Linked DNA regions of Homo sapiens: region 1 is linked to region 2. The links are chromatin loops, found by intact Hi-C in ENCODE. Cell type or tissue: PC-9. All regions are shown on one strand. Each heading gives the region's core, and the rest is flanking DNA. Links, peaks and the distances in the headings are about the cores only. Region 1 has its middle 11 kb from the start of RUNX2-AS1. Region 2 overlaps RUNX2 (RUNX family transcription factor 2).

The links. A loop is a pair of places that touch in the nucleus more often than their neighbours do. Peaks named below come from ENCODE experiments on the same cell type or tissue, not always from the same donor. Only the 100,000 strongest peaks of a DNase experiment are listed, where the experiment ranks them.
Region 1: a loop joins it to region 2, with 10 times the contacts of the local background. A loop is called at or near these places in 2 of 110 quality-filtered maps.

Annotation. Positions count from the first base shown.
Region 1 is chr6:45,585,915-45,588,836 of GRCh38, forward strand. No RefSeq gene overlaps it. Among named protein-coding and RNA genes, the nearest start is that of RUNX2-AS1, 11 kb to the left of the region's middle. In PC-9, for the core only: no CTCF peak of the experiment used is centred there; DNase peaks (open chromatin) are centred at 1,107 and 1,507; H3K27ac peaks cover 1,587 bases.
Region 2 is chr6:45,505,797-45,508,718 of GRCh38, forward strand. The region is part of intron 6 of RUNX2 (RUNX family transcription factor 2); the gene reads left to right. Among named protein-coding and RNA genes, the nearest start is that of RUNX2-AS1, 70 kb to the right of the region's middle. In PC-9, for the core only: no CTCF peak of the experiment used is centred there; a DNase peak (open chromatin) is centred at 1,655; H3K27ac peaks cover 2,500 bases.

The DNA of each region.
Region 1 (2,922 bases), core at 89-2,588, 80 kb after region 2:
CTGTGGGTGCTCCCAACTCTTGCTTATGCTGCTCCCATCAGAATTGCCCACATGGCTCTGAGTTCTGATGGATTTGGTTAATGATGGTCAGGCCCTTTGAGCACCACCTCTGACTTTACTAACAAGCTGAGTCTCGTTTCCGTCGGCCCCAGTTTCTTCATCTACAAACAGAATATTACTGAAGAGAGCACATGAATGCACTTGGTACATGGCCAGCATTCAATAAAAGGCATTTCTTATTATGGGGAGGAAGCAAAGAGGAACCGCATGGGGAAAGAGAAGCCACTTCAGGAGGATAATGGAGATGGCAGCAACGTTCTTTCTGTTTTTTGGTAACTATGGTGAAGGTGTCAGACAAGGCCTCCAAATGCCAATTTCCCCCTTTCTCAGAAATGCCCCAGAGAGCAAACTCTCCCACCCCAAGTTCCCCCAGAATGAGTATTCAGCACCCTTAGTTGTTGGATACACATCCTCCTGGGCCATGTGGCCCCCCTGCTGCCCGTTGCAGAAACAGCCTGCTGCAGCTGTGGCATTGCAGGAAGTTAATCCCCTCACTCAGGGCGGAGACCAGAGATGGGTGGAACACCCGAGAAGCACAGGCAACGGTGGTGATAATGAAGAGCGTGTGCGAGGCTGGGGGGGCCACCAGGGAGGGGCGGGAGGGCCCCCTGGAGGGTGCAGGGAGGAAAGGGTGCTGAAGCCTCTAGTTAGCTGAGCTCAGCCCCTCCAGCCTGGACACTGGCAGGGTACAGTCCTTCCCAGGGCAGTGTCAGCAACTTGACCCTGGCACCCGAAGATCCCTTCCACCATGGAGTGTGAGGTCTGAATTTGAGAAAGACTCTGTTAATGTGATGTGGTCTCTTGTCTTTATCCATCCTCATTACCCCACACCCCCGCCCCTTTTCAATCACTGTATCAACCCTCAGTTGCCTGTTTACTTGGTTTTGTGGTTTTTCACTTAGATGTGGTTAGAGAAAGGTGGGGTCAGAGGACAGGTTCTCCACCCCGCTCCTTCACCCCCACCCAAGTGTTCTACTTGGTCTCAGAGAGCAGAACATGACACTCTTGGCACAGCAGATAGATAGGGAAATTCTGATTCAGTTTCTCTGGGGTGGGGTCCACGTGTAGGTATGTGCTCTAAGCTCCCAGGTGATCGAGAGCCACTGCTGTAGTTATTGAAGGTATTGGATGACTCACTGCATTTAGAAGGCAAGTCAGTGGGGAAAAAGTTGAACCCAGCTAGTAAGAGTTAGCATTTCTTATTCCTGCACAAACATTAGCTAAGGAGGATTTGACTACCTAGAGTCTTTTGACAAGGCTCTCAAAAACTTATTCCCAGCACTCCATGGATGTGGACAAAGAGTATATATTGTCCAGCTCATTTTATACCTGCAAAATGGCATAGTTAGTAAATCACTGGGGAGCTAAGAAGTTATGATAACAATGGAATGACTTAGCAGAGATGATGGTGGTGGTGATAAGAGGGACAAGCCAAGACCCGAAACCTTTGATGCTCAGATCATTCCACAGTTCTTCAGATGTTATTGAACCAATAGGTGTGCCCTAGAATAATGAATTCCATCCAATACCATCTGCCAGATCCTGGAGGCCATCTTAAACCTACCAGGATAGCTTGGAGGGCACAAATGCCACTTAAGGAGAGAGAGGACAGAGCCAGGGCTGCTTCCTGCCAATATATTTACAGGAGAGATTATGGGCTTAGAGCCTCAGTGAGACTCTGTAGAAAGATATGAGGAAGTTTAGGGATTTTTAAGGAAATGATAGCTTACTTCGTGGGCAGTGCCTGTGTGCTGGATAGTCAGTGGGGCAGTGGTGTGGTGTCAGGACATGCCAGGTGCACACGTAGCAGGCCTGCAGAAGTCTCAGTTATGAAAAGCGTGGAACACACCATCAGTGACAGATGGAGAGGCCCCCCACCCCCACTCTCACCCTGCCACACCCTACCCCAGCCTCTTAGACCACAGGTGCAGACCCAACTCCAGAGTTTGCAACACAGATCAGTAAGAGTCTCCTTCATTGTGTTATTTATATTTTCCCTTCCCCAGCAAGATTGCCTGGTTCAAGATTCGTTATCCACCAGCAGTTACCATTGAGAAATGATGATAGAACATGAAATACCACTCACAATGACAGCTAAACCCACAACATACCTGGGAATTGACCTCACAGAAGATCCCCCAAACGTTTTTGGGAAATTAACAAACAAACTATTTTAAAGTGTGTAAAAATGAAAGGATGATATTATAGCAGAATACCTTCAATGTAAAGTAAAACATGTATACTCCATTTTTAAAAATGATATAGACATATTCAAGGACTTACAGTAAGTAAGTGGATAACCCTGGGAAGAGGGAATAAACTAGGGGCTCATATACATAGACACATATATATTATCTGATAATACCTAAACACATTTCCTCAGCAAATAATAGTTGCTTTCTTGAATACTCAACCCAAACAGGCAAAATGTGTGTATCTTCCATGGTGCTTAGCTCAGTGCCTTGCATGAAAAAGGTGCTCAATACACATTTTTGTAAAAGTTCCATTAAAAATAATATTTATATAATATTTACACATTATGAATGTATAGCAAATTTAGAACATGTACATTATAGAGAGAATCTAGAAAATACACATTATGAAAATTTATAAAATATCGATAATCAAAAGTATGTTAAACTCACCCATACTACTCCTTATGGATAACCCCTATGAACATTTCTAGATTTATTATTCCAGATTTCAATTAGGGTATTTTTTATGATTGATTGATGACTTTTACTATGTTTTCATCCAGTAGTTTTAGCCAGTTTGTAGTTTGAATGAAAACCATTTTGAAATGAGTTCAGTGTACAAAATATTCACTATGCATGAAGTGTAGTGTGTGCAAGGCAGGAGCAG
Region 2 (2,922 bases), core at 144-2,643:
AGGAACACCACCCTAGAAGGAGAACTTATAAAATCGATTCTGACATTGGTGCTCCATGGTTCCTTTCCATCTTTAGAGCGTTTTTAAAAACACAATTCCATGCTTGTGACAGACTTTGCCTCGGTTGAAACACATGCTGAAGGGATTCCTTATGACAGATGACTGGTTCCTTTTTACGGCTTTCAGTGGCTTCTACCTTAGACAGAAAAAGAGAAATTAACCTGAACTCTTAATAGCTAGATTTGGTCTACTCTCACGGAGGAAACCATGATTGCTTCTGAAAATGTGTTGTTGCAGATCTGAGGGGTCCAATAAATAGCCTTCCCTTTATTCCTGGTGGTGGTTCTTAGTGTGCTTTCTCGGCCCTGGGGACCCCTTTCTTCCTGGGTTCATCCTCAGGGCCCGCAGGAGCAGCCCTGGTCCTCTGCTTTGTTCTCTTCTCTCGCATGTAGTCATTTTGATCAATCACATCCTGTCTGTGAGTACAGCAGACCCATCAGATAGGAAAGACCTGATTTTCTCTCTCAAGTTTATGTTACAGGTCAGATTTGATTACCACTTCCCTCTAAGACCCCCTATTTTAGGTGGCAGGAGAGAAGTTGGTGGAGAAATAAGAGTGGAGTCATCTTTAGTGATACGTAGTGCCTCAGATTTCCCAAGCACTCAAGAGTGAGTGCATAAAAACCCAACACCAGAGGGTTGTTCATATATCATATCCATATAAAAACATGTCAATTTGTTGAATTTCTCTAATATAGTAATTAAAATAATATTGATACTGTTTCTGAAGATTGCCATATAAAAAGAATGAATTATAGTTTTTAAAAAAACATAAAAATATTTAAAGTTCAACAACAGTTTTGTTGTTGTTGTTGTTGAGACAAAGTCTCGCTCTGTCGCCCAGGCTGGAGTACAGTGGCGTGACTCAGTGCCTCCCAGGCTCAAATGATCCTCCCTCCTCAGCCTCTAGAGTAGCTGGGACCACAGGCATGTTTCACTGCACCCGGATAATTTTTGTATTTTTTTGTAGAGGTGGGGTTTCACCGTCTCTACAAAAGCCTGTTACCCAGGCTGGTCTCCAACTCCTGGGCTCAAGTGATCCACCCAACTTGGCCTTCCAAAGTACTGAGATTCCAGGCCTGAGCCACCGTGCCTGGCAACAGTTTTCTTTCCTTTTTTTTTTTTTGGAAACTTTCTGTGACATAGCATTGATTTAGCCCCCGAAAACTTGTAGGTAGTTCATGGCTTTGAGGTGACACTCTGGCTGACCTATAACTGCAGTCAGCCAGGGTGTCACCTTAAGGCCATGATTAAAAGTCAAGGATATTTGTGTTTATGCTGGAGTGTTAGGACATGGTTCTTCCCTCCATGTTTCTGTAGATTTGAAAAGACACACCATCCAATATAACTCTGGGTGAGGCAGGGTGACGGATGGATTATCCTTGCTCTGTGGGACCTGAGGCTGAGATAAAGACAGTTTCTTGTTTGTCGTTAATTAGTAGGTTTGTCTCAGAGCTAGGCCTTGTATCTTTCCTATTAGTAACTTTAGGATTGACTGATGATGCCTGAAAAACATCTATCACCTGTTCTGACTCATCCAATTTGAGAGTAAATCTCAGAAGTCTCAGGTTTCTTCAGGAAGTTGAGTTCAGAAATTGTTTATGAGATCAGGTTAAGGTGACTTTCCTCTACTATAAGCACTAATAATTGTCCATAAAAAGCAAATATGTTGTAATCATGTATTTATGACAGGATTATATTTTCTTGGTGATTGCGCATTTAGGAAGTGAAGACATTTTACAGCCATTTTTTTCCCCACTAAAAGATTGAAAAGGTTAAAGTGTACAGTATTTGAAAATACACTTAAAAAATTAGGATTTCTCTGGGAAGAAACCAAAACTTAAGAAAGAACATGATTAAGGTTAAGCCATTGTAAAAGGATATCAACGTGACTAACACGGACATATATGCTCCAAATTGTGAACTACACGGTACAGGAAGCTCTCCTAAAAATTGTACTCTGCCAGAAAAAGAGGTCAAGGGCTAGAAACAAATATAAAATGAAGGTTCAGTAAGATAGAGTCTTTAACTGTGGGAAACATTTATCAGGTTCTTTCCATATGCTAAACTCTATATTATATTATCTCATTTAATCATCAGACAACTTTATGAAGGAGATATTCTTATTTACTCCCATTTTATAGATGAGGAAACTTTAATCTTAGATACGTAATTTGTCCAATCACACAGTCTGGAAATGGTGGAGCTTGGATTGGTAATCACTCATTCACAAGGTATTAGAGAAGGCATGGGGGTGTTTGGAGACCATGGCTTTTGTTTAAAAGGTTGCTATCCTCTTTAAAATTGTTTTTTATGCTAGATCTAGTGAACCCCATAACCCCATATGGCAGTTCTTATATTTCCTTTTTTTTTTTTTTTTTTTTTTTTTGAGATGCAGTTTTGCTCTTGTTGCCCGGGCTGGAGTGCAATGGCGTGATCTCGGCTCACCGCAACCTCCGCCTCTTGGGTTCAAGAGATTCTCCTGCCTCAGCCTCCTGAGTAGCTGGGATTACAGGCATGTGCCACCACGCCCAGCTAATTTTGTGTTTTTAGTAGAGACAGGCTTTCTCCATGTTGGTCAGGCTGGTCTTGAGCTCCCAGCCTCAGGTGATCTGCCTGCCTTGGCCTTCCAAAGTGGTGGGATTACAGGTGTGAGCCACTGCTCCCGGCCTATTTTATTTTTCTTTAGTAACTCTTTCTTTAAGTCATTCTCATAGACTCTTAGGACAGTGACCTTGAAAGAGACTGGCTTGACTCTAGCCTATCCTCTGAGAGACAAAAAGACAAAGATAGATCTTCTGACTTGTTTAGGGATCTTGAGAACTTACTTTTCCTAATCTTGGATATTTGGAAAGGCCTCCA